Linked DNA regions of Homo sapiens: region 2 is linked to region 1. A link is a contact called in ENCODE Hi-C data. All regions are on one chromosome and are shown on one strand. The core of a region is the stretch at or near the end of the contact, and the rest is flanking DNA. Distances in the headings are between cores, read along the strand shown.

Region 1 (3,580 bases), core at 966-3,465:
CACGACATTGTTTATTACTAAAAGGAGCAGAATTTCTTTTTAATCTTGACAGTGTTGTTTTCGTAACAGTATGATTTAAACTGTTACATTCATTTAGGAAAACTTTTTTTCATTTCATAAGTAATCAAGCTATCTTTCCAGCTTAAAAGCAAAGAAAAAAGGCTCAGGGTAACTTTTTAAACCACTTCATCAATAAGAAAAGTTCTCTCTGTCATTGCACGGCGTGATTGTACACAGTATTAGCAAGCAGTTCACATGCGCCAGGGCCGACTTGGAAGGAAACACAGGTTAACACTGTTTCCTGTCCGAGTTCACAGAGATGTTTGCAGCAGGCTCAGTTGCTTTGGCAGCTGGAGCGAGGGTGCCTCTTCCGCGTGGCTCCCCTGAGCAGAGAGGCCCCTGTGGTTTTTTTCTCCGCCGGGCTCTGGGGACAGGGTTTCTGTGGAAATGGCAAATGGTGCAGATGAGCAGAGTCCTGCTAGAGAGGTCAGCTCAGCGTCCAGGAGGGGGCGCCTGCCCCCGAGGAGGCCACGGACATGCCTGGGAAGTTGCTGCCGGAGAAGTGTGCTCTGATGTGGCTACATTTGGGGACGCGGGCTCCCCAGAGGCCCAAGCGAGAAAGCCGGGGGTTCCCAGGCTGGGGGTGCAGGACGGGCCAGGCACTGCCCTGCAGGGCCCGCCCCCCTGCCCCTGCACCCTCACACCCATCTTCCTCTCTCAGCCTGACCCCAGGGCCTGGGAGCCCCCGGCAGACCGGCCCTCCTTGCCAAACAGTGGCTGCCCTTTATGGACTCGGCGCCTGGCAGAGCCACTGTGGAGGAGGAGTTGGCTGTCATGGTCAGGGGAGGCAGCCCTTGGGTTGTCAAGGTTGGTGGTCAACGTTGAACCCATATCTGCTGGAATCTCCCGGTCTGTTCCACACACGATCATGCGGGAAGCTCTGGGACCCGAAGGCTGTTCTGATCTCGGGGGTCACAAGTTCTCACAGCAGCCTGGGGTCACCAGGGACCAGACCCGGCGTTAGCCTCTGTAAGGAGCTGCCTGGCTGCTGGGCTGAGCTTTGTTGCAGGCCCAGGAAGATGACCAAGAAGGACAGAGCAGAGCCCCATCTACCACTGCTGGGAGGGCCCGAGGGAGCACGTGCACAGCAGAGCCCCATCCTCCACTCCCTGGGCTCGAAGAGGCTTCCTCGGTGTGGATGGCAGCTGTTAACGAGCAGTGGTGGTGCAGCTGGAGGCCTCTGTCCCATGGGGCACAGACGGGAGAAGGATGGCGGACGGGTGTGCACGCTTGGGAGGACGGGCGGGCGGCATAGGCCTGAGCAGGTGGCATGGGCGCACGAGAAGGGTGTGTCTGAGACAGGATGTTTATCCCAAATGCCAGGAGTGGACGAGGCGGACGAGTGGCAGTGAGGTAGGCATGTGAGGTTGTTGCCTGGCCCACTCTGCCGACCCCAGAAACCCAGCGGCCTGGGCCCAGCACCCGGCTACACATGGGGTGAGCTCACGCCCACACTGTGGCCTGTGCCCGTCACGGGGCTGCTTGCTTCTCCTAGGCTTGGGAACAAGCTGGCATGAACGCTGTGGCCGCATTCACAGCTCAGGCACTTCCACTTTGGGTTTCATGAAGAAACAGACTTAAAGAGCATTTGTTCCTAATGGGTGGGCTGAAGCTTGGGAGGAGCATTCAGCTTCTCTCCACAGTATGGCTTCACCTGTTCCTGAGCGCCCTGCTACCCTCTTGCTAACCTGGGTGGCTGAGGTCCTCTGCTTTGGTGGCGTTGACTTCCCGTCTGCAGCCAGCGCCAGGTGCCAGCCCCCGCCTCTGCTCATCGGGAAGCGCTGGCCTGCAGGTGCTTTGTGGTTGCCACGGACCCTTGTTCTGTCCCTTTCCAGCACCCACCCCCCACGCGCTGTGCATTCCGTAGTTCATTTTCAAGGCAGGGGGCACATGGTGAAAATACAGCCTGGCTTTTTTTCAACAAATGCAGCTGCACTCTTCCTTGCTTGTTTTGAAGGCTGAGCCAGCAACCTCCTTGGCACCTGGGGACAGTCGCTTCCTCAGTTTCTGCGTACCGACTGCCTCACCTGACACGCGGCCTGGGCGCGAGAGAAGCCAACCAGGTGCCTGAGTTGACTGACTCCTTCCGCCCTCCAGCTTCCTCCCTCCGCCCTCCAACCTCCTCCCTCCACCCTCCAACCTCCTCCCTCCGCCCTCCAACCTCCTCCCTCTGCCCTGCAACCTCCTCCCCTCTGCCCTCCAACCTCCTCCCTCCGCCCTCCAATCTCCTCCCTCTGCCCTGCATCCTCCTCCCCTCCGCCCTCCAACCTCCTCCCTCCGCCCTCCAACCTCCTCCCTCCGCCCTCCAACCTCCTCCCTCCGCCCTCTGCCCTCCTCCCTCTGCCCTCCAGCGTTCTCCCTCCTCCCTCCACCCTGTTTCCTCCCTCCACCTCTTCTCTCCTCCCTCCACCCTCTTCCTTCTACCCTCTTCCCTCTGCCCTCTTCTTCTGCCCTCCTCCCTCCACCCTCTTTCCTCCCTCCTCCCTCCACCCTCTGCCCTCCTCCCTCTACCCCCTGCCCTCCTCCCTCCGCCTTATCTGGAATCGGGGTCTTGGTCCTGGGCTGGAGGCAGACCCTGGCCCGGGCGAGGTTAAAGGTACTGCAGGAGGGCGGCATCATGATGTCCTGAAGCTTGTTGCGCCCGGTGCTGTCGGCCGGCTGAAGGCAGAAACAGTCACAGCACCTGCAGCTATGGAAGGCGACGACTGAAAATCTAATAGGCACCTTGATGTCAAGTTTCCAAGACCAAAGGCAAGAACAGTCAGATCAAACTTCGGAAGAGTCAGAGAAAGTGAGCATGACCTAGAGGAGGGAGACGGTCCTTCCGCTGTCTCCTGCAGAGCGTCTGTCGCACGTATGAGGTGAAATCCGCACTGTCCCATGAAGACTGTGAGGGGAGTTGCCACCCGCACACGGCCCAGGAGCGCCAGCAGCTTGGGGACCACCACAGGCCTCAGGGTCTCTTCAGTCCGACGGGTCCAGCTGTCGATAAAACCTCCCGGGGAAGGAGTAAAGGACAACCAAGAACCTGAACTGCAAAAGTATGAAAAACATTTCATTTCCCTCGAGTTCTCCACACTTTAGGTCTGCAGCGCCTTGGGGGTGACTGATGGCCCTCCGTGAGACGCGGTGGCCATGTGCTTCTACAAGTGAAAAGGAGCAAGTGTGGTTAGAGCCTGGAGTATGGACGTCCCGGGGACCGCTGGCCCATGGCCTGGCTTGGGGCCTTACAGGGGAGCGAGCTGAGTGAATGCAGGGGAGGGCCCGTCTTTCTACAGTGTGTATCTTGTTTTTGAGACAGACTCACTCTGTCGTCCAGGCTGGAGTGCAGTGGCGCGATCTCTGCTCACTGCAACCTCTGCCTCCCGGGTTCAAGCGATTCTCCTGCCTCAGCCTCCTCAGTAGCTGGGATTACAGGCACCTGCCACCACGCCTGGCTAATTTTTGTATTTTTTTTTTAGTAGAGATGGGGTTTCACTATGTTGGTCAGGCTGGCCTCGAGCTCCTGACCTCAGGTGAT
Region 2 (3,635 bases), core at 138-2,637, 1.3 Mb before region 1:
CCGTTAGGATCGTGCACCCTGCACAAATGAGGAAACCAGGAGGGTCAGGGCCCCCAGGACCCTCACTGTGAATCCCACCCTGAGCCAGAGCACAGGGAACAGCAGGGGACGTGGGGACCGAATGATGGCACCAGGGGATGGGCCCCGGGCTGGCAGGAATGTCCCCTCCAGCCTCAGTCCTGGGGGCAGAACGGCCGACCACCCAGGGCAGGGGAGGCCCCGGGTGGGCCTGGCGTCTGGGAAGTTCCCCAGCAGGAACAAACACATCCCCACTGTAAGCTGGACACACACGCTGGCATGCAGCTTGTTGTCACCAACTCGAGAAAGACACTCGACTATTGGGACAGGGAGACCCGGGACACCTGGAGACCCTGCGGGGAAGGAGTCGGCTTTTACTCCTGCACGGCTTGAATTATTAACTGCGTGCAAACGTGACCTAAAACTCAAATCAAATCAAATCAAAATAGCACAGATGCCCGTGAGCCGGCCCTGGGTCTGCGGGCTCCACACCTCTGGCCTGTCTGAGGCCGGGAAACCTCCAGCCATGGCATCAGAAAAGCCACCGAACCAGGGCTGCAGGGCCGAAGGGTCACTGTCCCCTCCCAGGAAGCTCCTGCCCTCTGACAGTTGTCAGGGAGCTTTAGAAAGTGGCTTTTTTTCCCAGCATCTGGGATGTGCCTCACTCTCTCAGCCCAACGGCCGCTAGAAAGGGGTCCTAGGACTCTCCCTAGGGTCTAAGTAGTCCCAAGAGTGCTCTGAGGTGGCTTCTGGAATTTCCCAGACTGGAGAAGCCACCTACCCCCGACCCCCGCAAACTCCAGGCTGCTCACCGGAGGCGGCCGCTGGGGCGTGGGGTGAGGGTCTTTCTGAGGCACCCCCGGAGAGTGGGGGAGCCCTGCTGTCTCCACAGAGGGCCAGGAGCCCTGTGCACGAGGCCAAGCAGAGAGAGAGGGTTTCCTTCCCAGCAGGCGGGAGGTACTTTGAGGACAGGTCAGGTGCCCAAGAACCCCGGAGCAGGGGCTGAGGAGAGGCTGGTCAGAGGCCCCGCCTTGCTCAAGGGCACAGTCAGCAGACACAGGAACACGGGCAGGGTGGCCCCTGGAGCGGGGGCAAACTAAAAGGGGTGCTGGGGAAAGCTCGGCTGACTGAGGGCTAGCGGAGAGGGAGGACACCCCCAGATACCCCAGGCTGAAGGAAGGGCCAAGCCCTGGGGGGAAGATGGGTGGGCGGGACAGGCCAAGGGCTCTGGGCCAGGATGGAGCTGCCCTCAGGCCTGCACACCTGCCCTGGGGCCGAGGAAACACATGCCCAGTGGCCACGCTGTAGGGCTCAGGGTGGGTGGGACGTCACCAGAGCTGCCTGGGAGGAGGAAGTTGTTGGAAGGTCAAACCGGAATGGCCCGAGGGAAGGCCGCGCAGGGCAGGGCCCCAGATGGTTCCTGTCAGGGAAGTGGCGGGCGCAGCTGCAGGCCTCCGGCCCCGGCATTATCACGGGGACACAGCTGGCTGCCTCACCCGCAGGCTGCAGGGAGACCTTCCCCAGCCTGCAGCCCCAGGCCCGCCCCGCGTCACATGAGCCCCAGGGCTCCCACCCCCTCCCCAGGGCAGAGGACACCCAGTTGGTGGCCGGGAGGGCCTCGGCTTTCCAGGGACAGAGGCCCAACTCCAGGACGCCCCAGCTGGCCCAGCCCCTCCTCTTTCCCTCAAGGCTGCAGGAGGTCGGGAAAGGCAGTCCTGGTAGAGGCCTGTCCTGGGCTCCAGGTTGGCCCCTGAGGGTGGCCCTCCTCATGCCGGCTTCAAGACTGAGGGACAGGGCAGCCAGTTCAGCCTCGGGATCCACCTGTGGCTCCATGTCCCAGACGCACCCTGTGCTGGAGAGCGGCCTCCTGGCATCTGCCGGCTGCTCCGCACCCCGGGGTCCCAGGAAGGGCGGCCCAGGTAAGAGGCTCGAGGGGAAGGTGGTGGGGTGGGGGCAGAGAGCGGCAGCCGGTGCCGGGGCTGTGACTCCTTAGAGCTTCGCGGGGCCTGCCCAGCTTAGTTGACAGTGCCGGCACGGATGGCCGTGTTGACTCACCTCAGATATCAACAGGGCCACCCCACAGGCAGGTCCTGCACAGCTGGGGCAGGTGGGCTGGTGAGGGTTTGGCAGGTGCCAGCCAGGTGCCCCAGCCCCACCCAGAGGCAGATGCTGGAGGCCGGGCTGCTCAGCCCCGTCTAGGAGGGTGGGCTGTGTTCTCCTGGGGGTGGGAGGGCCGCAGCCGGGAAGTGATGGGGGGGTCCTAGAAAGAGAGCCCTCCTCCTCCTGGGATGCCCTCCGGGTGTGACACCTCACAGCAGGTTGGATGAGGAAACTGAGGCCAGAGGGGAGGGCACTGGCCCAAGACCCCGGTGAGGAGGAAATGGACCCAACCCTGGGCCCCTGTCCGAGGAACGATTCCAGCCAGGGCAGTGGGGGTTTACGGGGAACCTGGGCCTGCCCTTCTGGGGGCTTCGGGCTCTGGGGAGGGGTCCAGTCCAGCAGGACGCCAGCTATTGCTGATACCCCCCACCCGAGCCTGCGAAGTCCCAGGACAAGGATCCCCGGACGCTGGGGGCTGCAGCTGCAGGCTGGTGGCCCCGATTCCCAGTGGCCCTCGTGGCCACACTCCCAGCAGCCGTCGGAACCTTCAGGAGCTCACAGTCTCCCGTCTCGCGGGGCTCTCACTGAGGCCGTCAGGTCCAAGGTCTGACTGCACCCCTGACACTCACACACAGAACCCGGGACCGAGGGGTGTCCCCATCTCTGGAGACCACATTCCCTGAGCAGGTCCTGGCGGCGGCTGCCTGAGGCTGTTCCCACCTGCAGCTGCCCGTGGGGCCCCAGGGCCATCCCCCACAAGGGCCCCAGATGTGAGCAGGAACTTCCCAACCCCGGGTGCCCGGAATGCAAAGGCCGGACCTCACCACAGCCAGTGCTACTGTTCGTTTCTCCCGAATGGGTGACTCAGAGCCACCTTCAAGGCAGCACCAGCCCACTGGCCCTGGCATCTGCCATCCCGTCCTCTCTGGAGCGGCCCTGTCTATCCCCTGGCGCTGAGTGGCCTTGGGCCGGGTGCTTCCTCCCTGGGCCTCAGTTTCCTCATGGTTCAGACCCTTCCGACCTGCTCCCCGCGTGAGAGCAGGTTCTCACCGGCGCGGAGAGAGACGGGCTCTGAGGCGCATGGAGAGCCGCCGCTTTGTTAGGATGGGGGCGTCTACTGTGGAAGGACGGGGGTGTCTACCGTGGAAGGAGGTTAGGGCCAAGAGGTGGCCCCGTGCCTGAGTCATGCGAGGGGCTGCTGGCTAGAGGCATGAAACAGAGGGTCAGGGCGGGCCTCTGACATGGCTGCAGGTGAGGAGCAGAGGGTCAGGGTGGACCTCTGACATGGCTAAAGATGTGGAGCAGAGAGGGTCAGGGTGGACCTCTGACATGGCTGCAGGTCAGGAGCAGAGGGCCAGGGTGGCCTCTAACACAGAGTACCCAGCCACTGTGCCCACCCCCAGGGAGCCCCTGCTTAGGGGCTGCAATGTGAGGAGGGAGCAGGGTCTCACTTGGGTGCGGGGTCCTGCCCCTGGCTTCTAGGGGCTTCTGTCCGTGCAACCACCCGGCCCTATTCC

Evidence for each region. Hi-C counts contacts between places; a loop is a spot of excess contacts on that map. Pooled maps may share reads with other maps.
Region 2: a loop to region 1 is called in a pooled map, with 3 times the contacts of the local background. The contact joins the promoter of CBFA2T3 here to the enhancer-like site in region 1. A Hi-C loop is called at or near these places in 1 of 168 maps with a recorded cell type or tissue (OCI-LY7), 2 of 37 single-sample maps with no recorded cell type and 1 of 50 pooled maps.

Annotation. Positions count from the first base shown.
Region 1 is chr16:87,699,471-87,703,050 of GRCh38, reverse strand. It overlaps a transcript of KLHDC4 not described here. Among named protein-coding and RNA genes, the nearest start is that of KLHDC4, 65 kb to the left of the region's middle. RefSeq lists enhancers at 1-275, 311-560, 1,291-1,340 and a silencer at 681-740. Within about 2 kb of position 2,215, at least 4 of the 41 ENCODE cell types and tissues checked have a DNase peak (open chromatin) inside an H3K27ac peak, as active enhancers do; they include OCI-LY7, where a contact is called at or near this core.
Region 2 is chr16:88,974,959-88,978,593 of GRCh38, reverse strand. It overlaps CBFA2T3 (CBFA2/RUNX1 partner transcriptional co-repressor 3), which reads left to right and starts at 1,387. Exons shown (of 12, transcript NM_005187.6): 1 at 1,387-1,937. The coding sequence starts at 1,787. RefSeq lists enhancers at 966-1,015, 2,856-3,065, 2,718-3,262.